5 separate regions of the Homo sapiens genome follow, and regions 1, 3, 4 and 5 are each linked to region 2. A link is a loop called in an ENCODE intact Hi-C map of the cell type or tissue named here. Cell type or tissue: CD4-positive, alpha-beta T cell. All regions are shown on one strand. Links, peaks and the distances in the headings refer to the core of each region. The heading gives the core; the rest is flanking DNA. Region 1 overlaps PRDX4 (peroxiredoxin 4). Region 2 holds the start of EIF2S3 (eukaryotic translation initiation factor 2 subunit gamma). Region 3 overlaps SAT1-DT (SAT1 divergent transcript). Region 4 has its middle 27 kb from the start of PRDX4. Region 5 holds the start of APOO (apolipoprotein O).

Region 1 (4,511 bases), core at 1-4,000, 380 kb before region 2:
ACTACCATTCTTAACCAAATATTTCCAAAATCAATTTTCAGAACAAAATTTATTTTTCAAATATGGTTTTCCCAGTATGCTAAAATCATTAAGGCGTGTCATTGTAATAGATCATTACAATTATTATAACCTCTCACTTGAGTAGCATTTTAAGTAATTTATTTAAAGTATATATAATTGAATACTCTTCTGCTGTCTATTTCTCCCTCCTGGCCTTTACCTAATCAGATCAGGATTATATATATGAGGTAGGATGCTGGCTCAAGATAAGTAATCATATGTTATATATTAATTTTTAAGAGAAATTCATGTTGTTTGTCTCTATTTTGGAGTGACCATAAATGGTGGCTGTTACAGAGAAGTATAAGCCTTACTTTCTAGGACCCTTAGCCAAACTTAGAAGCAAGCATTGACTTCAGTGTTTGTAAGGGGTCTGAAAGTATAAGTGCTATCTGAATGTGTTAACAGAGCATGAAGGTGCATTAGTATCTAAGTGTGTTGGCTAAAATTACTGTACGCCCTTACAAGAGAGCAGCATGAACTGTTCAGTTTCCATTGGGTCACTTGAAACCTGTTCAAGGGAGTCTTCTTTCAAAGCCCTCTAGGAAAATGATCCCATGGTCTGGGATTTTACACTTCTGGCCTGACATATTTGTACATTCCCTCCTCATTTTGTGTAGCCTCATCTGCAGCAGGTCCTCCATGTGTATGTCAGAAGCTGGACAAACTAGTACATCTGGAAGACTGCCATTAGAGAAAGGAAAATCTAATTATTTGAAATGTAGGAAGTTGACAACTTGAAGCGGGACTATAGTGAAGTATCCAGGAGGGTTTAGTGCAGGGTAGAATTTAAGGGGTCTGTGAGCATGAATAGGGGAAAAAAGTATTTATTTTCACTAATCCCCATCTGAAATTTAGTGTTTCCTTCTATTATGAATGTCAGCAACAAACTACACTATCTTCAGCAGCACTTGCTTGTACCTTTCACCAATAGAATCACTTATTTTCTTGCTACATATGGTTATCGCAGGTATCCTGAAACACCATTTTCACTCATCATTATCTTACGTAGTTGTCAGATTACAACTAGATCTTGCAGTTTTGAAGTGTTATAGAGCACATGTATTATGATATCACCAATTTTTTTTAATATTTTTATAATTGCATTTAAATACAATTGGTTTCTTTTGTAATTCTATGTATTTTCCTTTTTGCATTCAATAACACTCTTTTAAGAAGTCTGTAAGCTTCACCAGACTGCCAAAGAGATCTAAAGGTAGCCCTGATTTTTAGTGATTTTCTAAAGATGTCCTTCTACCATTCCACCAACTTTCTCAGTGTTACAGAACATCATGTATTTTATTTTCTTAGTTTCCAAGCCAGCGCCCTACTGGGAAGGAACAGCTGTGATCGATGGAGAATTTAAGGAGCTGAAGTTAACTGATTATCGTGGGAAATACTTGGTTTTCTTCTTCTACCCACTTGATTTGTAAGTAATACATGTAAATAGCTAGTAAAATCTCAGTCTTTATCAATTATTTTTCAGGAGTATCAAACAAATTATTTTGTTCAGCTCTTGGTTTTTAAAAAGGCAAGCTGAAGTAAAGAAATGTATTTAAAAAGGTAACATCTACCATATATTTCAGAGTCATAACACACCGACCTCAATACTTATGTCTACATGATTATGTTATAATGGAATAATTAGAGGAAAGCTACAATATATTCATTAAGCTATACCTACTAAGGCAAGAAAATGGACTGATAATATATTAGAAAGCATTTAATAGCAAGACCTATGCCATAATTCTTTTTACTGTATCTCTCTTGATTAGAAAATTAATTCTGTAATCCCAGCACTTTGGGAGGCCAAGGCAGGTGGATTACAAGGTCAAGAGATCGAGACCATCCTGGCCAACATGGTAAAACCCCATCTCTACTAAAAATGCAAAAATTAGCTGGGCGTGGTGGTACGCGCCTGTAGTCCCAGCTACTCGGGAGGCTGAGGCAGGAGAATTGCTTGAACCCTGGAGGCGGAGGTTGCAGTAAGCTGAGATAGTGCCACTGCACTCCAGCCTGGCGACAGCGAGACTCCATCTCAAAAAGAAAAGAAAAAGAAAATTAAGCCATTTTCTCTAGTGATACCATGTAACTGTGGTTTTTCCATTTTTATTCTTTGCTGCATCTGTTGCTTTTCTGGGATTTGAACATTTTGCTGAAAATATTATATACTGCTTAAGGAATAAGGAATAACACCTGTGTATATGTTATGGTTATTGTGGGGTTTCTCGTCTTTTTTTAACTCTGTGACAGTGAGCGTTTTTGTATATGGTCAGAAAGTTGACTAAAAGTAAATACCCTTACAGCTTTATTCACGTTGAGGATTTAATTTTATTTTACAAAACACTATTTTGAGTGTTTTTCAAAATTCATGAAAGTGAGAAGAGACCAAAAAGAGTTATGTCAATTTTTATCTTTTATTCTCTTGGAACTTACTTTTTGGTTACAACAAATAACTAGAAGTTTCCTCCTCTATCTTTGCCACTGTGCCTTTTTCCATTAGGACTAATCTGGAACTACATAGATCAAATTTAAACTTGCAGGGAGGGTATACTTAAGCTCATTGCTATAGGTTGTTTCTAGGCCAGGGATTAACAAATTTTTTCTGCTGGATTTGGCCTATTGACCTATTTGCCAACCCCTGCTCTAAGCCACAAAGGAAGAATTCTCATGAAAATTATTACATTGAGACTAAAGTTATGAGTCTGCATAATATATAATCTTTTAAATTATAAGAACTTGCTTCTTTCTAATCAACTCATATTGTGACTTGATTTTTTTAAGTATAGCTTAATTTCTAATAGAAACCAGAAGTAGAAATTTCAGTAGACATAAAAAATGACAGGCCTTCTAAATTCATGTTGTTATAAAACCAGAAGGTTAACATGTATGTTAAATATATACGACTAACACCCTGAATTTGGAAGTTAGTCTAATGTAGCAGAAAAATATGTTCTGTGTTTCTCCATTGTTATTCATAACTCCATAATGGGTAAGAGATAGTTAATTGGAGCATGTTGTTAGCAATGGTCTTCTGGGACAAGGAGCTAAGATAGCCTCTTCCTGTTTTCATGTAATGCTGGACTGTGCCTGGTTAGAGAAGGAAGAATTCTGGGGCATTTGCCACAGTCTACAAGGAGGAAAGTTACAAACGTAACCCTTCAGTTTCCTGCCAAAACTTTTTCTGTCTTCACTAAGAAGTTGGTCAAATGTATCTCTAGGTAGCATTCCTTGAAATAAGAAGAAAGGCAGAGGCTGGGTGCAGTGGCTCACGCCTGTAATCCCAGCACTTTGGGAGGCCAACATGGGCGGATCACCTGAGGTCAGGAGTTCTAGACCAGCCTGGCCAACAAGGTGAAACCCCGTCTCTACTGAAAATACAAACAAAATTACCCGGGCGTGGTGGTGGGCGTTTGTAGTCCCAGTTACTCAGCAGGCTGAGGCAGGAGAATTGCTTGAACCCGGGAGGCGGAGGTTGCAGTGAGCTGAGATCGCGCCACTGCACTCCAGCCTGGGTGACAGAGTGAGACCCTGCCACAAAAAAAAAAAAAAAGGAAGGCTGAGGCTGACCATTCCTACCCTTTAGAAAATATTAAAAATACATTTTATAGCCCAGGTTTCCAGGGACATCATCCGAGATTAGAACTGTCTACTTGGACATGACAGTGCTGTACCTGAATACCTGAAACATGTTAAAATCCTGTATTGGTATCTGGTAGGAACTTGTGCCCTAACTAAGTCTATGTTTTTCAAACTTTCTTGACCATGTCTCACAGTAGGAAATACATTTTTCGTTGTCAGCCAGTACACAGGCACATATATATACGGTAACATTCCATCTGGATGCACCAGCACAGCCATGCTCCTTAAAATACTGAAAAACCCTCATATCATGTGGTAAATAGCCACTTCCCTTTCCTCACCAACTAGTTAGTCCTCCTGCCTGATCCCTTTCAGAAACCTCCAGAACTAAAGCCAGCTTTGAGTTAAGATTGTTAAATATTTTGAATATCATCACTGTTGAAGACAAACATATATATTTGTATATATAAATATGTGTTTCATAATTTACCCTTAGTATGTATGATAGAGTCTCCTGTTTTCTATTCGATTTCACTTTTTAAAAATATTTTTTAGAACTCAGTTAATTTAAGGAGTCCCTACCACGGTTTGAAAAAATGCCACCCTAGTAATATTCTGTAAACATGGCCTGACAACATGAGGGTATTAAGGTATAAAATCCCTGGCTGCACAGGACTGGTAGACAAGGTGGAAGAGGACCTTATCAAGAAAGGAGGGGTGGGGGTACTGGAAAACATTGCCTCCTCTCCAAAATACACATAGATGCATCTAATTCATAGGGTTGGTATAGGAATATTAAAAAAAAAATAGTGAAATGACATAAAATTTGTATAGATCCTTTGAAAGCTATAAAATACTATATAAATAAA
Region 2 (6,576 bases), core at 1,582-5,581:
ATCGACACTCTGTATCTAGCTGCTCTGGTGGGGCCTTGGAGAACCTGTGTGTCAAAATTCTGTATCTAACTAATCTGATGGGGACATGGAGAACCTTTGTATCTAGCTCAGGGATTGTAAATGCACTCGGCTCTACCAATCAGCAGGATGTGGGTGGGGCCAGATAAGAGAATAAAAGCAGGCTGCCCGAGCCAGCATTGGCAACCTGCTTGGGTCTGCTTCCACACTGTGGAAGCTTTGTTCTTTCACTCTTTGCAATAAATGTTGCTACTGCTCACTCTGGGTCCACGCTGCTTTTATGAGCTGTAACACTCACCGCGAAGATCTGCAGCTTCACTCCTGAAGCCAGCGAGACCATGAGCCCACCGGGAGGAACGAACAACTCCAGACGTGCTGCCTTAAGAGCTGTAACACTCACCGCGAGGGTCTGCAGCTTCACTCCTGAGCCAGCGAGACCACGAACCCACCAGAAGGAAGAAACTCCAGACACATCCGAAACATCAGAAGGAACAAACTCCAGATGCGCCACCTTAAGAGCTGTAGCACTCACCGCGAGGGTCCACGGCCTCATTCTTGAAGTCAGTGAGACCAAGAACCCACCAATTCCGGACACACTAGGATTATAGGCACGAGGCCACCATGCCTGGCCTGTATTTTTTTTTTTTCCTCTGAGACAGGGTCTCACTCTGTCAGCCAGGCTGGAGTGCAGTGGCGCTATCTCGCTGGAGTTGTTTTTTTTTGTTTGTTTTTGTTTTTGAGACGGAGTCTCGCACTGTATCCCGGGCTGGAGTGCCATGGCACGATCTGGGTTTACTGCATCCTCCACCTTCCGGGTTCATGAGATTCTCCTGCCTCAACCTCCCGAGAAGCTGGGATTACTGGCGCACAGTACCACGCCCGGGAAATTTTTTTGTATTTTTAGTAGACAGGTTTCACTATGTTGGCCAGGCGGGTCTCAAACTCCTAACCTCATGATCCACCTGCCTTGGCTTCCCAGAGTGCTGGGATTACAGGCGTGAGCCACCAAGCCCGGCCGGATTTTTTTATTTAGATAAAGTTCACATGTCCTAAGATTCACCACATTAAACTGTACAATTCACTGGTTTTTAGCATATTTACAAAGATGTGCAATCATCACCACTGTATAATACCCCGGCATTTTAATCACCTCAGTGTGTTTTTGTAATTGGCTGGTATAAATATTTAGAATCTAAGATTAAGGCGGGGCGTGGTGGCTCAGGCCTGTAATCCCAGCACTTTGGAAGGCAGATCACTTTGAAGTCAGGAGTTTGAGACCAACCTGGCCAACAAGGTGAAACCTTGTCTCTAGTAAAAATACCAAAAAATTAGCTGGGCGTGGTGGCGTACACCTGTAATCCCAGTTACTTGGCAGGCTGAAGCACGGGAATTGCTTGAATCCAGGAGGCAGAGGTTGCAGTGAGCTGAGATTGTACCACTGCACTCCAGCCTGAGCGAGAGAGCACGACTCTGTCTCAAAAAAAAGAAAAAAAAAAAAGAATGTAAGATTAAAGTGATTACCTCCAGTTTTCACCATCACTTAACTAATGCATGCATTTATTGAAACATAACTTCCTATTTTAGCTAAATTGTTGTACCAAAAATTTATGTGATATAAAACACGTATTCATATAAATTTTACTTAAGTATTCAATGAACACACAGATAACCTAAATTCTATTTTTTTTTTTTTGAGACAGTCTGGCTCTGTTGTCCAGGCTAGAGTGCAATGTCTCAATCTCAGCTCACTGCAACCTCCCCCTCCCAGTTTCAAGCAATTCTGCCTCAGCCTCCCGAGTAGCTGGGATTACAGGTAGTGCCACCACGCCCAGGTAATTTTTCTATTTTTTAGGAGGGTTTTTGCCAGCTCAGGATTTTGGTCAGGCTGGTCTCGAACTCCTGATCTCAAGTGATCAGCCCACCTTGGCCTCCCAAAGTGCTGGGATTACAGACGTGAGCCACCGCACCCGGCCCAGAAAACCTAAATTCTTATTCACCTCTCCTTACATTTTTTTTCTGGTTTAAAATAGCTGTTTATAAAAAACAACTCCATTAAAAAGTGGGGAAAGGACATGAACAGACACTTCTCAAAAGAAGGCATACATGCGGCCAACAAACACGGAAAAAAGCTCAATATCACTGATAATTCGAGAAATGCAAATCAAAACCACATGAGATACCACCTCACACTAGTCAGAATGGTGATTGTTAAAAAGTCAAAAAACAAAAGATGCTGGCGAGGTTGTGGAGAAAAAGGAACGCTCTTACACTATTTGTGGGGGTGTAAATTAGTTCAACCATTGTGGAAGACAGAGTGGCAATTCCTCAAAGCCCTAGAGGCCGAAATACCATTAGACCAAGCAATCTCATTACTGGGTATATAGCCTCTAAAATATAAACCATTCTGTTATAAAGATACATGCACACATATGCTCACTGCAGCACTATTCACAATAGCAAAGACGTGGAATCAACCCAAATGCTCATCAATGATAGACTGGATAAACAAAATGTGGTACATACACACCATGGAATACCATGCAGCCATAAAAAGGAACAACATCATATCCTTTGCAGGGACATGGATGGAGCCGAAAGCCATTATTCTCAGCAAAGTAACGCAGGAGCAGAAAACCAAATACCGCATGTTACCACTTATAAGTGGGAGCTGAGTGGTGAGAACACATGGACACATGCGGGGGAACAACACACACTGGGGGCTGTCTGACGGCTGGGGGTGGGAGGAGAGAGAGCATCAGGAAGAACAGCTAATGGATGCTGGGCTTAATACCTAGGTGATGGGATGATCTGCGCAGCAAACCACCATGGCACACAGTTTACCTATGTAACAAACCTGCATATCCTGCGCATGCACCCCTGAACTTAAAAGTCGGGGGGAAAAAAAAGAGAGGTAGCAATTATCACCTTAATGAATTCCTTTCTTCACTTCTCATATTGCCCCTCATTTTCCCTAATTTCCCTCATTTTTTTCATTTATAATATATATATATTTTGAGACGGAGTCTCGCTCTGTCACCCAGGCTGGAGTGCGGTTGGCGCGATCTCAGCTCACGGCAAGCTCCGCCTTCCGGGTTCACGCCATTCTCCTGCCTCAGCCTCCGGAGTAGCTGGGACTACAGGCGCCCGCCACCACGGGCGGCTAATTTTTTTTTTTTTTTGTATTTTTAGTAGAGACGGAGTTTCACCATATTGGCCAGGCTGGTCTCGAATTCCTGACCTCGTGATCCACCCGCCTCAGCCTCCCAAAGTGCTGGGATTACAGGCGTGAGCCACCGCGCCCGGCCTCATAATATTTATTTCCTAAATAAGCTAACTTGATGACTACTTACAAGTATTCTAAAGTGAGCTTGGCTTCTCAGTATTCGTCATTGTGGCTTTCATATTATCTTTTCACTTCTCTTTACTATACTTTTGCATAATAGCTGTCTAACAAGTTTTTATGGAAATAAATTTATTGCAAACAAAAAAGGAAATAGCTGTTTATGATAAAATTTGTATAGAAATGCAAGGAGAAAAACAAATCACTCAACTGCTTTTCAACACGACGAAAAGTGGGTTAAGGTCTCAAAATTCTTTAAATTTTAAAATACCGATTTATCGGTAATCGAGGTTTTTTTGGATCTGCTTCTTTAAGAAAAAAAAAAACAAAACACACACACACAAACCAGCGAACTTCAGACGCTCTTACGACACCTAGCTATATTCACTGGGAACGCAATCTAACGTCACCAAGGCCCACCTCCCGGGCCCTAGAAATCGCTCTCTGGGAACAAGCTGGGGACTTTGATTTTGCTAGCCCTGCCCCTCTGAGCCCTTCACCAAACTTCCGCGCGGGGGCGCCCGCCCCACCTCCCGCCGGGGCTCAGCACGCGGCCTTCTCCCAGCCAAGAGCCCCGTCATAGGTGGGCGCCGACCCCGAGCCGATCTCGCTTTATTAAATTACAGAAATCGGTATTCAAAAAAAAAAAAAAAAAAGGGCGGGGAGGACACTCCCTCTTCTCTGTTCCCACACCCTAGCTGATTCCCAGGTTTCGGGAAACTCCACAGGAAACGGAAATGGTCTCTCCCAGGCCAGCGCGCGCGCCGGGTTGCATCACCCGCCTCGCACGGGCCGGCGGGGCGGGGGTTTGGTGGCTGCCCTCAGTATTGCCTGCACAAATATCTACCAGGTCTGCGACGAATAGCTCCAGCAACTTCGCACCGTGTTTTCCACTCAGCCTACCGACAGGCACTGTGCAGATTCAAGCGGAGAGATGTCCAAGCAGTGAGGCCGCTGCTGCACCGGCCATCCTGAGCCCCTACTCGGCCTTCCCGTCTCCGCTTCCCCGCCCCGCACTAGGACCCCTGCAGATGATCAGGCGGCAGCCGGGGTGATTTCCTTCCTCTTTTGGCAACATGGCGGGCGGAGAAGCTGGAGTGACTCTAGGGCAGCCGCATCTTTCGCGTCAGGATCTCACCACCTTGGTGAGGTTTTGCTTGGGGAGGATGCAGAGTGAGCTCAGGAGTGGAGGTGACCGAGCCTCCCGGTGGTATTGGGACTAGTCAGTGTCGGGAGCATGGGTCAGGAGCCTGGGTCAGGAGGGAGACCTGGAACTGGGCGCCCTAAGCCATGCTCGCGCCGCCTGTACCCAGGCCAGTCCACGATCTGGGCGCAGGCGTGTACGGTCGTGGGACTTCTAGCTTCTGGAGGGTTCGGCTGGAAAGTCTTGATGTTGATTGTCATGGTTTCAGCCTCTGAACGTCTGGGAAGGGGGTGTCCTGTCTGCATTACTTTTAGTGCTAATGTTCCCAAGATTGGGGGGATCTCTGACTTCCAGATATCCCCTAATAGTTGAGTGGAGGTGTAGTCTGTTGTGTAATGATGAAGGGCTCTTAACAGCTTCCCAGCCATAGGAGTACAAAGTTACTGATAGGGAAAAGGAGCTTTAGAAGTAGTGGAAAGCTGTGCAGATGGTGGCAAGATGTAGATAGCAAACGTAAAGTCAAAGGAAAAGTTCTCATTTGTTTTACGTGCAGTGTTTTAAAATATATTTCATTGCAGGATGTTACCAAGTTGACGCCACTTTCACACGAAGTTATCAGCAGACAAGCCACAATTAACATAGGTAAGAGTAACTTAAGAGACCTAACCTTGGTCTCCAACAATTAATTTTAACCTCACTTTTTGTGTGATTACTTGAATAGTATGAGGATTCAGATATTCAAGAAATAGATACTGAGTCCTTGTGAATAAAGCATCTGCTACATTTGCGGTGCAGGGGGAGCACAAAGAATGCTGCCCACATGTAGCTTACAGACTCGGTAAGAAGAAAAAATGGAGACATAAGAAAAGTTTAATAGCATAAGGCAGTATGTAGTCATATGTAGCAGAAGTTTAAGGAAGAGGTGAAAAATGTGGCTGTACTTGACACACAGGATTATTTCAAGGGCAGAATTTATGAAAGTTTTATTTGATGTACAAGCTGTGATTAAATAGAAGGTTTTTTTTCTTAATTGGCACCTAGAACTTTAGAGGAGAAGTTACGTTGACTGAGTGTAAATTTTGGACATTTTGAGTTTGTACAAACAGCACAGTTTGTACGAAAGTAAGTTAAAAAGTACAGAAGTAAGTTAAAAAGTAAGACTAGTTTTTAACCTAGTTAAAAAGTAAGACTCCACCATGAGGCTATTAAAGTTACAGTATTACAGTCTGGAGCTTTAATTTATTAATGCAAACAAAGCCCAAATAAGCCTACAGGCCTTGAACTACTGCCCCTGCATTAAAAATTTTGGTTGAGGTGACCTTGGAGCATAACCTAACCTCCGAACAACCTATGCTAAGACTATACCAGTTAAAGCAAATTACTGTGCATATATTGACCCAATAATTTGATCAACGGAACAAGTTGCAATTAAACTTAGGTTGTTTCCTTGTTTGTTCACAGATCCCTTTTTGTTGTGTCAGGGCCCATCATACCTGTTTAATCTGGAAATGCTGGAAGGTTCCTTAATATATAAAGTTCTGGCCGGGTGCAGTGGCTTATGCTTGTAATCCCAGCCCTTTGGGAGGCCAAGGCAGGTGGATTGCTTGAGCCCAGGAGTTGGAGACCACCTGGGCAACGTGGCCAAACCCCATCTCTACAAAAAATACAAAAAATTAGCTGTGCGTGGTGGTGCATGCCTGCAGTCCCAGCTACTAAGGAGGCCGAGGTCGGAGGATTGCTCAAGCCCAGGTGGTTGAGGTTGCAGTGAGCTGTGATCAGGGCATTGCATTCCAGCCTGGGCAGCAGCAGGAGACCCTGTCTGTCCCAGAGTATATTTTTTAAGTAAAGCTGTTAGTTACATGGAAGTTTCTCTTAAGTCCTATATGAGAACACGTTTCTAGTAGGAAGGGGTATGGAGGAGGAAAAATTGAAGTCACTGTTGGTTTTATGTTGATATTTACAGCAAGTTATGGCTTTGGCTTTAATTGTATTTATTTATTTATTTATTTATTTGCGACGGAGTCTCGCTCTGTTGCCAGGCTGGAGTGCAGTGGCACGATCTCGGCTCACTGCA
Region 3 (6,351 bases), core at 2,352-6,351, 280 kb before region 2:
AGACGGGGTTTTTCCATGTTGGTCAGCCTGGTCTCGAACTCCCGACCTCGGGTGATTCGTCCGCCTCGGTCTCCCACAGTGCTGGGATTATAGGCATGAGCCACTGCGCCTGGCCTTTTTAATGAGGTTTCTAGTCAACTATCTGCCACTTTCTAGCTGGGTGACCTGGGACAATTACTTTACCTTCTCTGGGCTTCAGTTTTCTTAGCTTTTAGATGAGGAATGTGGAATACAGAATTACTTTCTATGCTTCTAAGATGACAGAAATCTCAACAATAGAGGATGTAAGGCTTTGAAGAAAACCCTTATACTTCTAGATCATATTCATCCAGACCAGTTTTATTTAAACGGCTGGTTTTATTCCTAGTTTTCCCTGACGCTCTAGAATGGAAATGTACAATTAATCTCTCCTTTTTGGAGTACAACAAATATTTTCTAATTTAATAGACTCCAGATAAGAAAGCAGGACACACATAAAAAATAAGTAACAACACATGGTAATTAAGATTAAATGAGGCCAGGGCCGGGCGCGGTGGCTCACACCTGTAATCCCAGCACTTTGGGACACCGAGGCGGGAGGATCACTTGGGGTCAGCAGTTCGAGACCATACTGGCCAACTTGGTGAAACCCCGTCTCTACTAAAAATACAAAAATCAGCCAGCTGTGGTGGTGCGCGCCTGTAATCCCAGCTACTCAGGAAGCTGAAGCAGGAGAATCGCTTGAACCTGGGAGGCGGAGGTTGCAGTGAGCCGAGATCGTGCCACTGCACTCTAGCCTGGGCAACAGAGCGAGACTCCATCTCAAAAAAAAAAAAAAAAAAAAAAAAAAACTAAATGAAATCACATTTGTAAAATGCCAAACAAGGAATACCACTCACAATAGGCACAAAGAAATGGAAGAAATGCTGGTTGCATATTTTGTTTTCCCTCTGCTGTAGTACCCTCCTATAATTAATCTCATAAGGAGACCCTAAAATGTACTACACTTCTCTCAGTCCTATGGCTCTGGGTCCCCTTTTGATCTTCTTGCACCCTTCCCCTACCTCCATCATCCTCCCAAAAGGAATGACTCACCCCAACATCCTCCACCTTCAGAATGAGTTTTCAGGTAATAACTTCTGTTGTTGCCAGCAGACTATGCCAAACATTCACTTGCACCAGGGCCAGAACATTGGTCTGTTCCTTGTTCCTCAGGCCAGAGGCTGTTTGGGTGCAGGGTACTCTCGCGTTTCCTTCTTTGAAGCATCCTCTATTTTCCTGGATTCACTGTTAACATTTAGTTGCCAGTTGACAAATGGTACAAAGGTTGGTAAGCTGGATTTTGAACTTTAAAATCTACTGCATGTACCCAGAGGCCACAGAGAAAAGAGGGGGTGTCTTATGCTTTGTGCACTAACAGGCAATTATTTACTATGATCTTCTTACTGAGTAACCTCTATACCTAGATTCAAAGAGCTGATACTTGTTTGTTGTTGTTGTTGTTGTTTTGAGATGGAGTCTCCTAGGCTGGAGTGCAGTGGCAAGATCTCGGCTGACTGCAACCTCCACCTGCTGGGTTCAAGCAATTCTCCTGCCTCAGCCTCCCGAGTAGCTAGAATTACAGGTGCCTGCTACCATGCTCAGCTAAATTTTGGTGGGTTTTTTTTTTTTTTTTTTTTTTTGAGATGGAGTCTCGCTCTGTCACCCAGGCTGGAGAGCCATGGTCTCGGCTCACTGCAAGCTCCTCCTCCCAGGTTGAAGTGATTATCAGCCTCCCTAGTAGCTGGGATTACAGGTATGCACCACTACACCCAGCTAATTTTTGTGTTTATAGTGGTTACAGGGTTTCGCCATGTTGGCCAGGCTTGTCTCCAACTGACCTCAAGTGATCCACCAACCTGGGCCTCCCAAAGTGCTGGGATTAAAGGCGTGAGCCATGGCGCCCACTCAAAAGTTGATACTTTAGGAGGCCTAAGGATGGTTGACTGCACTTTTCAGATATCCTAAGTATTTATAAGGAGTTAAAGGTTTGATCTCTGAGCTGAGTGATAGGCAGTAGTCTTCCTTTTAGACACAGTCTCAGGAGGGGAGAGAGGAAGGGCTGCCCGGAGGAGGTAGGTCACACAGAATGGGTTACAAATCATGTATCTGCCCTCAGTTCTAATTGTACCTGTCCTTTTTCTCCAGAAGGCTGGATCCTTTCCTACCAGAACCAGTACCTTAAGGGCTTGTAATATTGAACTGTGAGTCCCCAGAGGGCAGGTACTATGCCATATTTATTTTGGCACTCCCCAAGCACAATGCTTGGTAGGAAACAGACCTTAATAAGTTTTGGCTGTGCCAGACGTGGTGGCTCAGGCCTGTAATCCCAGCATTTTTGGGGGCCAAGATGGGCGGATCACGTGAGGCCAGGAGTTTGAGAACATCCTGGCCAACACAGAGAAATCCTGTCTCAGCCGGGTACGGTGGCTCACGCCTGTAATCCCAGCACTCTGGGAGGCCAAAGCAGGTATATCACCTGAGGTCAGGAGTGTGCGACCAGCCTGGCCAACATGGTGAAACCCCACCTCTACTAAAAATACAAAAAATTAGCCGGGCGTGGTGGCAGGTGCCTGTAATCCCAGCTACTCAGGCAGCTGAGGCAGGAGAATCGCTGGAACCTGGGAGGTGGAGGTTGCAGTGAGCCAAGATCACGCCACTGCACTCCAGCCTGGGCAACAAGAGCGAAACTCCATCTCAAAAAAAAAAAAAAAAAAGAAATCCTGTCTCTACCAAAAAATACAAAAATTATCCAGGTGTGGTAGCGCATGCCTGTAGTCTCAGCCCAGGTACTCAGGAGGCTGAGGCAGGAGACTTGCTTGAACCCGGGAGGCAGAGGTTGCAGTGAGCTGAGATCCGCGTCACTGAACTCCAGCCTGGGCGACAGAGCGAGAGCCCTGTCTCAAAAAGAAAAGAAGTATTGGTTAAAGGTTGAATTAAAAGTAGGCTTTTACTGCCCTTTAAATGTTTGGCATCAGTTCTGGGAGCCAGGAAAAAATAAATAAATAAATAAATAAATAAATAAATAAATAAATAAATGTGTGGCTGACAGACTCCATGGTGGCCTTCATGATCCTGCCTCCTGGTGTTCATGCCTTTGTGTGATACCTTCCCCTCGAGTGGTGACAGGACCTGTGACTTGATTCTGACCGATATGGTATAAGTGATAGGATGTTACTCCCATGATTATGTCACATGATGTAAGATTCTCTCTTGGCAGGAAACAAAAGCAAAAAATAGACAAGTGGGTCTACATCAAACTTAAAAACTTTTGTGCAGCTGGGCGCGGTGGCTCACGCCTGTAATCCCAGCACTTTGGGAGGCCAAGGTAGGTGGATCACCTGAGGTCGGGAGTTGGAGACAAACCTGCCAACATGGTGAAACCCTGTCTGTACAAAAAATACAAAAAGTTAGCCAGGCATTGTGGCGGGCACCTGTAATCCCAGCTACTCGGGAGGCTGAGGCAGGAGAATCGCTTGAACCTGGGAGTTGGAGGTTGCAGTGAGCCGAGATCACGCCATTGCACTCCAGCCTGGGCAACAAGAGTGAAACTCTTGAAAATTCATGAAGGGAGGAAAATACTCAGTGAAGGGAGTACAGCATAACCAGCCCAGAGAAAGAAACCAGAAAGTTCAGTGCCTCAGTTTCCTCATCTGTGAAATGTATCAAGGAGCCAGACCTGAGCCCCTCTGGGGCAGAGACTATTATTTTCACTCTTATGGCCCCAGCATCTAGCAGAGTGTCTCTCACAGAGTCGCACTTGTTAAAGCACTTTTTTGTTGTTGGTTTTTATTGTTTGTTTTTGGCATAGGATCTCACTCTGTTGTCCAGGCTCGAGTGCAGTGGCATGATCTCAGCTCAGCAACCTCCGCCCCCTGGGTTCAAGCGATTCTCATGTCTTCAGCCTTCTGAGTACCTGGGACTACAGACACGTACCACCACGCCCGGCTAATTTTTGTATTTTTAGTAGAGACGGGGTTTCACCATGTTGGCCAGGCTGATCTCCAACTCCTGACCTCAAGTGATCCGCCCACCTCGGCCTCCCGAAGTGCTGGGATTACAAGCGTGAGCCACCGCACCCAGCTGATAATGTGTGTTTTGACCTGACCGTGGTGGCATATGGACAAGACGGTTTGGGACTTGTTTATCCAGGAATAAAGTTCATGTTAGCAAGCAGTGAATCTCCCTCAGTGATTTGGGCTCAGCTTGGAACCATCCTGAGAGGCACATTATTTCTTGCAGACTGCGCAATTGGGGTCCTCTGAAAATGAAACCAAAATGGAACTCTTGCTTATGCCACCTGCTTCTGCTGAGGGACACACAGCTCTAGTCGCCTCCAGCACAAGATTCATGTGGGGCGGTGGTAATAGTGACACTTCCAGGTCACTTAGGGAAATCTCTCGCCAGGAGATGGGCAACTGGGCCATTGATACAGTGGTACCCGGCCACCTTTCATGAGTGCCTGTAATTAAAATGACATTTTAATTTGGATTTAGATATATGATAAAGTGAGACAGAAAGACAAATAAACATGTTTTCCTTTAATTTTTTGGAAATTTTATTAGCCCCTTATAAAAGGTTTAGTATGAAACTAGAAAATTCAATTTGGATAACTTAGTTTCTTTTTCTCTAATTTAGTTTCATTTCTCTTTACACAAATGTCACTTCCTCTCTGTAGCTTTCCAGGCCACTATGCTGCCTCGTCACCAAGACTTCGCTAGCACTCCATCCTGGCAGAATTAATTGTTTACTGCTTCCTGTAGATCATGTGGCACATTATTCACTGAAGCAGTTATCACAATGTATTTGATTACATTTCTGTTTTTTTTTCTCTCTAGGTGGCAAATTCTCAGAAGTCAGAAACTCTCCCTGTTTGATCTTTGTAGTGTCAGGACCCAGCATAATACCTGACATATAGTAGATGCTCAATAAATGAATTAAATGGAATTGAATTAGTATATTGGCTTTACTTATTATTTTGTTTGTTTTAGTCCCCTCCCCCCTTTAATGATTCTTTCTTTCTTTTTTTTTTTTTTTTATTCTCAATTGTTCCATCACCCAGGCTGGAGTGCAGTGGCACGATCTCAGCTCACTGCAACCTCCACCTCCTGGCTTCAAGCAATTCTTGTGCCTCAGCCTCCCAAGTAGGTGAGATTACAGGGATGCGCCACCATGCCTGGCTAATTTTTGTATTTTTGGTGAAGACGAGTTTTCACCATGTTGGCCAGGCTGGTCTCAAACCCCTGGCCTTAAGTGATCTGCCCAACTTAGCCTCCCAAAGTGCTGGGATTACAGGCATGAGCCACTGCACCCGGCCTGATTATTTTCAAAGAATTGAAGATAGAGTGCATCAGAAAAAATTCTATATTCATTATCTTTACTTTCTGTTGCTCAGACTATATGAGCCTCTTGGCCAAATAAAAGCCATTTATGGAACTGGTTTGCAGATGATTCTGAAAAGAGGCTGAGAGGAGAGGGATTAGGGAGGAAAAAAAATCCTTGTGGGATAGGGTCAGAATTCAAAGAGAAAATGGAGAATTAAAGACAAATTCAACGGAATTCTAATAAGATCAGGTGTAGAATCATAAACCTGAGGACAATCTAGGTATATAAACGCAAGACGTGGACCAGGCATGGTGGCCCACACCTGTAATCCCAGCACTTTTGGAGGCCAAGGTGGGAGGAACGCTTGAGCCCAGGAATTTGAGACCAGCTTGGGCAACATAGTGAGACCCTATCTCTTCAAAAAGTAAAATATTAGCTGGGTATGGTGGCAGATACTTTTTCTTTTTTTTTGAGACGAACTCTCGCTCTGTCTCCAGGCTGGAGTGTAGTGGCATAGTCTTGGCTCACTACAACCTCCACCTCCCAGGTTCAAGCTCTTCTCCTGCCTCAGCCTCCCAAGTAGCTGGGACGACAGGTGTGCACCATCACGCCTGGCTAATTTTTGTGTTTTTAGTAGAGATGGGGTTTCACCATGTTGGCCAGGATGGTCTCCATCTCTTGACCTTGTGATCTGCCCGCCTCAGCCTCTTAAAGTGCTGGGATTACAGGTGTGAGCCACTGCGCCCAGCCAGGTGGCACATACTTACAGTCTCAGCTACATGGGAGGCTGAGTTGAGAAGATTGTTTGAGTCCAGGAGTTCAAGGCTGCAGCGAGCTATGATTGCACCTCTGCACTCCAGCCTTGGAGACAGAGTGAGACCCTGACTCAAAAAAAAAAAAAAAAAAAAAAAAAAGGAGTAAACCCAAACCCAAGATGTGCAGGAGTGGCATTTCAGAAGCTAAGTTCTAGGGGTCATGTGATCCTCCTACCTCAGCCTCCCAAGTAGC
Region 4 (6,576 bases), core at 1,451-5,450, 360 kb before region 2:
TAAATAATTTCATAGACCGGGCGTAGTGGTTCACACCTGTAATCCTAGCACTTTGGGAGGCCGAGGCGGGCGAATCACTTGAGGTCAGGAGCTCAAGACCAGCCTGGCCAACATGGTGAAACCTCGTCTCTACTAAAAATACAAAAATTAGCTGGACGTGCTCGCTTAAACCCAGGAGGCGGAGGTTGCAGTGAGCCAAGGTCGTGTCACTGCACTCCAACCTTGGTGACAGAACAAGACTCTCTCTCAAAAAAAAAAGTTTCATAAAAGTGTCTGCAGTGGAGGGGAATATATATACACATATCTATGTATTTGTGTGTCTATATATATTCATACATATATATAGGGTCAAAAAACTTTTACAGCTGGGTGCAGTGGCTCATGCCTATAATCCCAGCACTTTGGGAGGCCGAGGCAGGAAGGTCACTTGAGCCCAGGAATTTGAGACCCGCCTGGACGATATGGTGAGACCTCATCTCTACAAAAAGTATAAAAATTATCCAGGCGTGGTGTCTTGTACTTGTAGTCCCAGCTGTTCCTGAGCCTAAGGCAGGAGGATCATTTAAGCCCAAAAGGTCAAGCCCTCAGTGAGCTGTGATCACACCACTGCACTCCAGCCTGGGCAAGAGAGCAAGACCCTGTCTCAAAAAAAAAGAAAAAAAGAAAAGAAAAGAAAAAGAAAAACTGTTTTTCCTCTGTTCTCACATGACAACAATCAATACAGAAGACTTCTGTGACCAAATGTGTAGGGTGTAGGGATTTTCCCCACCAACAGGCAAGCAATTCTGCAGTGGACACCAGCCAGGAATCTTCTGATCCAATTCAATTCTGATGCTGTCCACCTGGATATAGCATCAGATACCACAGGTTGAGGGCTCAGACCCACAGGACTGCCCCCACTTCAGACACCAGCTCCCAAGTACAGGCCTCTGGAACTTCTGACTGACTGACTTCAAGTTGGGGTTCCCATGACCCCCTCTTTAGGCTCAATTGTTAGAGCAGCTTGCAAAACTCCGGGAAACGCCCACTTACACTTACCAGTTTCTTATGAAGGATATTTTGAAGGATACGAATAAACACCCAGATGAAGAGGCACATAGGGCGAGGTCTGGAAGGGTCCTGAGCACGGGAGCTTCTATTCCCGTGGAGTTGGGGTGCACCATCATCCCAACACATGGGTGAATTCTTGTTCACCTTCCTGCAAGCCTTCACCAGCTCAGCTGTCCAGAAGTTCTGCGTACCTGGTCCTCTTGGGCCTTTTATGGAGACTTCATTGGATAGGCATGACTGAAGCATGGACAACCGTGTCAAAATGTGATTGGATCGCTTCTCGGCCTTTTGGCTAAGATCAAGTGCAAAACGTGATTGGGCAAAAAGGGCATGATCTAATGCTAATAGACGGAGTGGGGAATCCTAGCAAGGCCTGTCCAGATTCCTGTTGGCCTCTCTGCACGGCACTCCTTCCTCCTGGGTTGAGGGCAGGACCCTTTCTAAAATGAGGATCTTATGACCTACAATCAGACAAGGTAGGTCAGAGAATTTCTTTATGACCGGCTCCAAATACAAAGGTGGGGGCAGATTATATTTTCAGTTTCTATGGCCTGCCTTGGAGAGACAAAGGAGCAGGTGAAAAAGGAGAGTATGAGAAGGTCAGCGGGAGAGGCTGTTTTCTGAGCCCTGCTTCTGAGGCCTACAGCACCCGCACATTAAAACCAAAGATGGTCTTTTCCTTTGATCGCTCTGAAGCACTTCCAAAGCTGCTTCAGGAACCAAGGACTAAAGGACGAACACTTTAACAAAAGATATGCTTATTGCTTAATCACTTGGGAAATAATAAGGGCTATGGGAGTTATGAGCCAGGAACCATGGACAAAAAGCTATATATATATAATGATATCACATATATATAATGATATCACATAGATATACATATGTATATATACACACACAGATGCTTCTATAAACTCATATTTTTTACCTAGCTTTTCAACAGAAAAGAAAATGTTTATCATAGTTACTATGTATTTAGTTTCATATAGCAAAGTAATTTTTACCAATCCTATTACTAAATAACAATTTTAGCATAATATTGTACATTTATGTAAAATGCTAAAAATATATTTTATTTATTTATTTTGAGAGGGGCTGGAGTGCAGCAGCACAATCTCGGCTCACTGCAGCCTCTGCTTCCCAGGTTCAAGTAATTCTGCCTCAGCCTCCCAAGTAGCTGGGATTACAGGCAAGCACTACCATGTCTGGCTAATTTTTGTATGTTTAGTAGAGGCAGGGTTTCACCATGTTGGCCAGGCTGACCTCAAGTGAATGGCCCGCCTCAGCCTCCCAAAGTGCTGGGATTACAGGCATGAGCCACCGTGCCCAGCCCAAAAATATATTTTAAAAGAGCCTCCTTCCTGAGTCTTAAACTTACAATTTTTTTTAATTAACAAATTCAAAAGCCAACTCGAACACCCAAATTCACCTAAATCGTATATTTGTTCACACAAAAAACATTTATTACCTAAATATGTGCAAGGGACTTTGCTAGACAATAGGAATAAAAAGATCTGATACAATTCCTTCCCTCAAGAAGCCCACAGTCTCATAAGTGAAATAAGCATGTAAGAAAAGGAATTATGGCCAAGCACAGAGGCTCACGCCTGTAATCCCAACACTTTGGGAGGCCAAGGCAGGCGGATCACTTGAGCCCAGGAGTTCAAGATCAGCCTGGGCAACATAGTGAAACTCTGTCTCCACAAAACATTTAAAAATTAGCCAGATGTGATGGTGCACGCCTGTAGTCCCAGATACTCGGGAGGCTGAGGCAGGAGGATCACTGGAGCCCTGGGGTAGTTGAGGCTGCAGTGAGCCATGATCATACCACTGCACTCCAGCCTGGGTGACAGAGTAAGACCCTGTCTCAAATAAATAAATAAATAAATATTTAAAAATGGAATTGCAATACCTTGGAATAAGTGCTAAAAACACCAGCTCCTGTGGAGGTTCCATGGTGAGCACAAACAACCACAAGAAAAATCAGGGATGGAATGAGGGAAGGTTTCACAGGGAAGAAGAGGTGTACACCCATTTCCCATTTCTCCACTGAAGGCCATATCATCTGCAAGTAGCCCTTACAGAAGAAGACAGTACTTATCACCCAACGTCAAGAGAACCAAGGACTGACTGGTTTTCCTCTTTGATGATTATCTACTGGGAAATGGCACATATTTTAGAGTTGATTGGCTAGGGTTAGGGGTCAAATGTGGGGCCAAGGCCAGATGGAAATTTTAAGAATTGAATCAAGGCTGGGGGCAGTGGCTCATGTCTGTAATCCCAGCACTTTGGGAGGCTGAGGCAGAAGGATCACTGGAGCTCAGGAGTTTGAGACCAGCCTGGGCAACAGAGTGAGACCCCAACTCTATAAAAAAATTGTTAAAAATAGCCAGGCCTGGTGGTGTGCGCCTGTGGTCCCAGCTATTTGGGAGGCTGAGGTGGGAGGATCACTTGAGCCCAGGAGGTCCAGGCTGCAGTGAGCCGTGATCAAGCCACTGCACTCCAGCCTGGGTGACAGAGCAAGACCCTGTCTCAAATAATAATAATAAAAAAAGAATGGAATCTGTAGTCTTGATTTCATTACTTCAAGCTCTGGCTATTTGTACAGTTCACTCTGGACATCAGAAACAGGATTTCCAAGTTGTGTTAAAGGGAATACACTGCACTGTAACACAAAGGCCACAAGATGGCACCCAGCCCACAGAAAGCAAACAGCCACTTGTGAAGCCGGGGCGGGTGGGGATGGGGGTGGGGGCGGGGGGGTGCGCCGGGGGTGGGGGGTAACGCGGGGGAGCGTTACCCTAAACTAAAAGAGCAACAATTAACTGTCAAACTAATGTTTTTACAAATTTAATTTATTAAAAAACAGGAAAATAACTTAGAAATTCAGAACAATTTAAAACTAAGCACAACTTAAATAGGTATGTGAACTTTACTAAGTATACTCCTTCCATCCATGATGGAAGGTCAAACTTTTTAACCATAATCCATGTAGAAGTACATTTTACATTGTGACCTAGTACTCACGTAGATGTGTGTACCATGTGCATACATAACGTGTCACACAACACTTAACATTACTATGCATGATGCATTCTGATGTTTTTTCTTTTTTTAAATATTCAAGCCCACTCATTTTTATGTCCTACTAATTTCAAGCCCATAGTTAGAAATATATATATATATTTTATATATATATAAACTGTCTAAAAATATATATTTTATATATATATATATATATATATATATATATATATATATATATATATATATATATATATATATTTAGACAAAGTCTCGCTCTGTTGCCCAGGCTAGAGTGCAGTGGCGCAATCTCAGCTCACTGCAACCTCCGCCTCCCAGGTTCAAGCGATTCTCCTGCCTCAGCCTCCTGAGTAGCTGGGACTACAGGCGCCCGCCATCACGCCTGGCTAATTTTTGTATTTTTAGTAGAGACGGGGTTTCACCATGTTGGTCAGGCTAGTCTCGAACTCCTAACCTCGTGATCCACCCGCCTCGGCCTCCCAAAGTGCTGGGATTACAGACGTGAGCCACCGTGCCTGGCGGATATATATATATATAATTTTTTTTGAGACAGAGTCTCGCTCTGTCGCCCAGGCTGGAGTGCAGTGGCGCGATCTGGGCTCACTGCAGCCTTCGCCTCGCGGGTTCAAGTGATTATCCTGCCTCAGCCTCCCAAGTAGCTGGGACTACATATGCGTGCCACCATGCCTGGATAGTTTTTTCATTTGTTTGTGGAGATGGGGCTTTGCCATGTTGGCCAGGAGGTCTTGAACTCCTGGGCTCCAGATATCCGCTCGCCTCAGCCTCCCAAAGTGCTAGGATTACAGGCATGAGCCACCACGTCTGGCCCTAATCCCTTCTTTTAACTCCTCTTTTCTGTTTCCTATTTTATAGTAAATTCATTACTTGCTGCCAACAGAAGGGAAAGAAAACACAACTCAGCTGGGCGCGGTAGCTCACACCTGTAATCTCAGCACTTTGGGAGGCGAGGCAGAGGAGGTCGGATTACCCGAGTTCAGGAGTTTGAGACCAGCCTGGCTGACATGGTGAAACCCCAGTCTCTACTAAAAATACAAAAATGAGTTGGGCGTGGTGGCGGGTGCCTGTACTCCCAGCTACCCGGGAGGCTGAGGTAGAAGAATTGTTTGAACCCGGGAGACAGAGGTTGCAGTGAGCTGAGATCGTGCCACTGCACTCCAGCCTGGGCGACAGAGTAAGACTCCATCTCAAAAGAAAAAAAAAACCACAAGTCAATTTAGAGAGTCAATCACAATTGTCGCAAAAGTTTTATTCTAAGAGGAAATAAACCAAATGCCCAGAACATTTCAGCCATAATTCATTCTTATGGTTGAGACTTGACTGCATTCTGATCCATATATAGATGGCATTAGTTAACCCTTTACTATAATAGCTGAGAAAATATGTCAGAAATGTGGCAAAGGACCAAAATTCTAGACCTAGTCTCGCCTCTCCCACTTATATAGTTACAAGTTAGGCTTCAGGAAGTTACCTTCCCTCTCTAAGCCTGTTTCCTCATCTGCAAAATGTGGGTAATAATAGTACTGATCTCAAAGAATTACTGTAAGGATTAAATGAGAGTATACATTTTAATGTCACTAGTACAGTGCCTGACACATATGTGTTAGCCACATATAAAAATTATATGATTACATCTTTTTTTTTTTTTTTTTTTTGAGACAGGGTCTCCTTCTGTTGCCCAGGCTGGAGTTCAGTGGCACGATCTTGGCTCACTACAGCCTCTGCCTCTGGGCCCAAGCAATTCTCCCACCTCAGCCTCCCAAGTAGCTGAGACTACAGGGACACACCACCAGGCCCAGCTGATTTTTCTATTTTTTGTAGATACAGGGTTTCACCATGTTGCCCAGGCTGGTTTCAAACTCCTGGACTCAAGCAATCCACCAACCTTGGCCTCTCCAAGTACTGAGACTATAGGCGTTTCACCATGCTGGCCAGGCTGGTCTCGAACTCCTGACCTAAAGTTATCCACCTGCCTTGGCCTCCCACAGTGCTGGGATTACAGGCGTGAGCCACTGCGCCCGGCACTTATTATTTTTTTAGAGACAGGGTCTCACTCTGTTGTCTCACTCTGGAGTGCAGTGGCACTATCACAGCTCATTGCAGCCTCAAACTCCTGGGCTCAAACAATCATCCCGCCTCAGCCTTCCAAGTAGCTGGGACTACAGGCACGTGCCACCACGACCGGCTAATTTTTTTATTTTCTGTAGAGATAGGGTCTCACTATGTTGCCAGGCTGGTTTTGAACTCCTGGCCTCAAGCAATCCTCCTGCCTCAGCTGGGATTTCAGGTATGAGCTACTGTGCCTGGCTGAAACTTTCTTTTTAATAGGGACCTCTTAATCATCCAATCAGTGGCCTTTTCCCAGTATTCATCCTTACCACCTTCAGTGACACCACTGATCCCTCCAAGAAAATGGCTTTGAGAGGAAGGAGGGTGCTGTGGTTAAGACCCGGGAATCTGGCT
Region 5 (4,000 bases), core at 1-4,000, 150 kb before region 2:
ACCATATCAACTCTGGACTTGGCTACGTGACTTGTTTTGACATCAGCAAACATGATGCTGTGTTTGTGCCTTGGGACTTGCCCTCTTGGAAGTCAGTAACCAAGTGAGGAAGTCCAACCTAGGCACATGGAGGGGCACCAAGCCCCCAGACATGGGAGTGAAGCCAACTTTCAGTCAAGTCACCAGCAGAACTGCCCAGCCAACCCAGATTTTGAGAAACAATTCTTGTTTTAAGGCACTGGTTTGCAGTGATTTGTTACCCAACAATAGATAACTGAGACATTACCCATATGCGTAACTAAAGGAAGTGCTCAATTCCAATTGGAGATTGCTAAAAATAGTTATGTTTTTTCCCCATCAAAGTTCAGGGATCCTCTGAAATCTATGTGCAGATCCTTTGAGGAGCTGAGGGCCCCAGGTTAGGAACCCCTGGTTAAGCCAAGTGGATCCTGCTCTCCTTTTTACTACTTTACTACACTGTTGGTACACATATAGTTAAACTGGCCACAGCATATCTTTCCTTGTTGTAACCCTGAAATGGAGCTGAGCTCCTAGCACATAACAGGTGTTTAACACACAAATTTATCAAATGAATGTTGATTATAGGATCTGTCTTCCTGACTAAACTGTGAGCTGCCTGAAAACAGAGTAAGAGCAAATACTAGGCCTTTTCCAAGTGCTTTACACATACCAACTTACTCCTTATAACAACCCTATGAGGTAGATGTTATTACCCCAACTTCACCAAAGGAAGATAGGCACAGTGACTTGCCCAAGGTCACACAGCTAGAAAGTGGCAATGCCAGGACTAGAAGGCAGAATGCATGTTCTGATTTTACAGCCTTTATTAACGTACCCAAAGCACATTGCAGAGCTCAATAAAACTTTTAAATGAATAGTACAATTCTGAGATTTCATTAGCACTATTTTATGGGTACTATGCTTCTTGAAGACTCAATTTTGTAGATTAATTTCTGGTAGCCTGTGATTTTTTATGACAAAATACATATAATTTACTTTTTAAAAAGTAGAATAATGGCTTTATGCTAAAGTGCAGATTTTCGAAATTAAGTCTTCATCGTAAAAGTCGATTTTTTTCCAAAGGACACGAGTTCACAAAACGCAGGGAAGGGGGTCCACTGGCCCGTATTAAATAATGTTCCCTGAGGAGTGGAGCAAAGCTCCAGCTTCCCTCGTCACCCAGCCATCCCACCCCAGCCTCCCCCATACCCTGCACAGCTTCTCCTAAAATGACCCTCCCCCATCCACACATCAGGTTCTGAAACCTGACCCTGCCAGGCAACTAAAGCCGCGAACCCCACAGTGCCCTGAGCTGGCCTCACCCTACCCACGATCCCAAGAGGGTACTAGCCGAGGGGATGGGTACTTTGGGGGAAGGCACTTTAAATTTTCAAAGTGTTTAATTCACGAAAGCACAACCCAAAGGGCCGCCCCCACCCACCCGGGGGTCTCCCGCCTCCGCCCGGCAGCCGCTCATCCCCAGTAGACCAGTGAATGAACCGCGGGGCCGGGACGCAGCCGGCCCAGTGGCGGGAAAAGCCTCGGGGTGAGCCAGGCCTGGCTGCAGAGAGGCCCCAAGAGAGCGCGGGGAGGGCTCGGGCGGCCGGGAGGGGGCGGTGACAGCTGTGACTCGACTCCACGCTCTCACCTTGAACATGTCGCTGGCAGCGGAGGCTCCGGCAGGGTCACCCCGGCCTCGGCCACGCCCACTATAGAGAGGTGACTACGGAGGCCCGGTAGGGCCTTGATTTCTCCAACCGCAAGCAGGCAGCGGTGCGGGTGACGGCCGTACTGCAAACTCGGTGCGGCGAAGGTTTAGTTCAATCACCCGGTTCTAGAAGCCGCGTCGCTGAGCCGCAGCGCGTCGCGCCCGGGCAGCGGGTGAACGCAAACCCCGCCCTCCAGGAGGCTCCGCCCCTGCGCCGGCGGTTGCTAGGCGGCAAGAAAGCGCCGGCTCTGTGTGGACGGTACGCGGAGGCGCGAGGAGGGAGGCGCCTGGCGTTGCCGCGGCGCTGGGAAACTGTCTTTGCAGCGGCGACTGGGCGCCCAGCGGCGTGTACTGGGATTTCTGTGAGCAGAGGCTGCCGAGAGGGGGCGCTTGGAGGGCCACCGGCGGCTTCGAAAGCTTCGCAGCCGGAAGCCGCCGGTTGGCGGCCTGGATTTACCTTACGAAAGGTTTTAACCAAGGACTTGAGGTTTCTCAGGTTTTAAATTTAAACTAATATGCTGTGTCCTTTAATCGGAAAAGGCTCTGACCTTATTTTTTCCCGTTAAGAAACAAGCGGTAAGCCTCCTCTCTGGAAATCAAATGTTTGTCCCTTAATACTTGTAGAAGTAACTGATAATGGCAATAATTATCTTATTAACAAGAGTAAACAAGCACTGATACAGCACTTTGATATGCGCAGCCCTGATCTAAGTTCTTTATTCACATTCATCTAATCTTTCCAACAACGGAAGTAGGTGGGCATGATTATTATTCCCAATACATAGATGAAGAAACTGAGGCACGTAGAAGTAATTTGTACAAGACCACATAGGAAGTGGGAAGCTAGGATCCAAACCCATTAGTCTGCCTTTGAAACCTGTGTTCTAGCCAAAACAATTGTTGCACTGTCTCATAATGAGGATGTATTTCCTATTTCATTCTGTATTTCTGCCCTAATCCTATAAAAAGTGTAAGCCCCATCCAGGCGAGCATCTGGAAAAATTTAGAATTTGTACAGTGACGTGCCACTGCCCTCCAGCCAAAGACCACTAGGGGCACACCTGTAGTTGAAGAAATTGGGTTTCTCATTGCTGCAAGGAGAACGCACACGTAGGAACACAGTGACATATTTCAGTAAAAGAGTTAGATTTATTATAGGATTTGGGCTTTGGTTCGGTGATTTTGGGGCGAGTTCAAGGAAGCAGGAGCTTTGCTCTGGATCGGGTGTTGTTAGGAAGCAGTGGTAACACCAAGGCCCAGCTGTGACTGCCAGCCTTGGTGTTAGTTAAGCCCAGCTTAGCTCCCAGATGTTAAGGGCTGCTTTTCTCTTTCTTAAGAGGATTGTATATTCCAAGGCATCCCCAAGGAGAAATACTGAATAGACTCAGAAGGCTCTCTGCATCAGCAGTGTAACGTCACACATACATAAAAATGTGAAACATATTGATAAATTAGGGCAGAAGTTCTTAATTCAGGGGGTATGTGAACTTGTATGGGGGAAAAAATGACAACTTCATTTTCACTAACCTCTAACTGAACTTTGTTTCTTTCAATTATAGTGTAGATAACAAGCCACAGTAGTATTAACATTGATGACTTTGTCATCAATGGAAAGCACAGATATTTTCATGTTACATTGCAGTCATGTCAGGGATCTTGAAATATTTATGCTCGTTACTACAAAAATACAGTAGTTATTAGAGCTCATTTAATGCATTAAGAAGACACATTTACTATAATTTTGTTTTAAAAAATATTTTGATGATTTCAATATAATTGGAGCACCTTGTAATCCTATGTATTTTATGTTATGCGTTTTAAAACCAATTCTTAGAAGAGATCTGTCCATAGGGGTCCATGGCACCAAAAGAAATGATAAAGAGCCCCTGGTTTAGTAACAGAGACCAAGCAGTGAGTAAGAATTTGGGAGCTGCATCCAAATTGGAGCATTACTGCATCCAAACTCGTTGCTTTAAAGAATAGAAAGTTGGAGGTGGAATCAGAAATTTAGTGTATACCCTCTCACTTTACCAAGGAGGGAACTGAACCACTGAGAGGTTAAGTGACTTGCCCAAAGTCTCACTGCTATTTGGTGATAAAACTGGGACAAAACGTTTTTAGACAAACATGTAAAAACTCTCCACTGTGCTAGGCACTGAGGACTCTGTAGTTAACAAGATGCCTCCTGCCCTCAATGAGCTTGTTGGTAGACAGCTGGAGAGTGAGGAGATTGAATTATTGAGTTAAAAAGTTAACTCCAGGTGTAGTGTG

What was found. A loop is a pair of places that touch in the nucleus more often than their neighbours do. Peaks named below come from ENCODE experiments on the same cell type or tissue, not always from the same donor. Only the 100,000 strongest peaks of a DNase experiment are listed, where the experiment ranks them.
Region 1: a loop joins it to region 2, with 4 times the contacts of the local background. A loop is called at or near these places in 7 of 110 quality-filtered maps.
Region 3: it touches region 2 in a loop (4-fold over the local background); 24 of 110 quality-filtered maps call a loop at or near these places.
Region 4: it touches region 2 in a loop (4-fold over the local background); 18 of 110 quality-filtered maps call a loop at or near these places.
Region 5: a loop joins it to region 2, with 14 times the contacts of the local background. A loop is called at or near these places in 62 of 110 quality-filtered maps.

The regions. Positions count from the first base shown.
Region 1 is chrX:23,670,158-23,674,668 of GRCh38, forward strand. PRDX4 (peroxiredoxin 4) reads left to right here. Exons shown (of 7, transcript NM_006406.2): 2 at 1,372-1,489. Among named protein-coding and RNA genes, the nearest start is that of PRDX4, 4.9 kb to the left of the region's middle. In CD4-positive, alpha-beta T cell, for the core only: no CTCF peak of the experiment used is centred there; no DNase peak of the experiment used is centred there.
Region 2 is chrX:24,050,535-24,057,110 of GRCh38, forward strand. EIF2S3 (eukaryotic translation initiation factor 2 subunit gamma) reads left to right here and starts at 4,422. Exons shown (of 12, transcript NM_001415.4): 1 at 4,422-4,503; 2 at 5,081-5,144. The coding sequence starts at 4,435. RefSeq lists a silencer at 3,771-3,980 and enhancers at 4,041-4,590, 4,611-4,680. In CD4-positive, alpha-beta T cell, for the core only: a CTCF peak has its summit at 3,833; DNase peaks (open chromatin) are centred at 3,077, 3,787, 4,107, 4,377 and 1 weaker place; H3K4me3 peaks cover 2,394 bases; H3K27ac peaks cover 2,246 bases.
Region 3 is chrX:23,769,031-23,775,381 of GRCh38, forward strand. It overlaps SAT1-DT (SAT1 divergent transcript), which reads right to left. Exons shown (of 5, transcript NR_184056.1): 2 at 1,075-1,266. Among named protein-coding and RNA genes, the nearest start is that of SAT1-DT, 11 kb to the right of the region's middle. In CD4-positive, alpha-beta T cell, for the core only: no CTCF peak of the experiment used is centred there; a DNase peak (open chromatin) is centred at 4,731; H3K4me3 peaks cover 522 bases; H3K27ac peaks cover 1,473 bases.
Region 4 is chrX:23,690,995-23,697,570 of GRCh38, forward strand. No RefSeq gene overlaps it. Among named protein-coding and RNA genes, the nearest start is that of PRDX4, 27 kb to the left of the region's middle. In CD4-positive, alpha-beta T cell, for the core only: CTCF peaks have their summits at 3,711 (motif pointing right) and 3,910; a DNase peak (open chromatin) is centred at 3,737.
Region 5 is chrX:23,906,025-23,910,024 of GRCh38, forward strand. APOO (apolipoprotein O) reads right to left here and starts at 1,914. Exons shown (of 9, transcript NM_024122.5): 1 at 1,670-1,914. The coding sequence starts at 1,678. CXorf58 (chromosome X open reading frame 58) reads left to right here and starts at 1,982. Exons shown (of 9, transcript NM_152761.3): 1 at 1,982-2,305. RefSeq lists a silencer at 1,314-1,483 and an enhancer at 1,664-1,873. In CD4-positive, alpha-beta T cell, for the core only: CTCF peaks have their summits at 1,677 (motif pointing right) and 2,057; DNase peaks (open chromatin) are centred at 2,007 and 2,777; H3K4me3 peaks cover 1,621 bases; H3K27ac peaks cover 1,907 bases.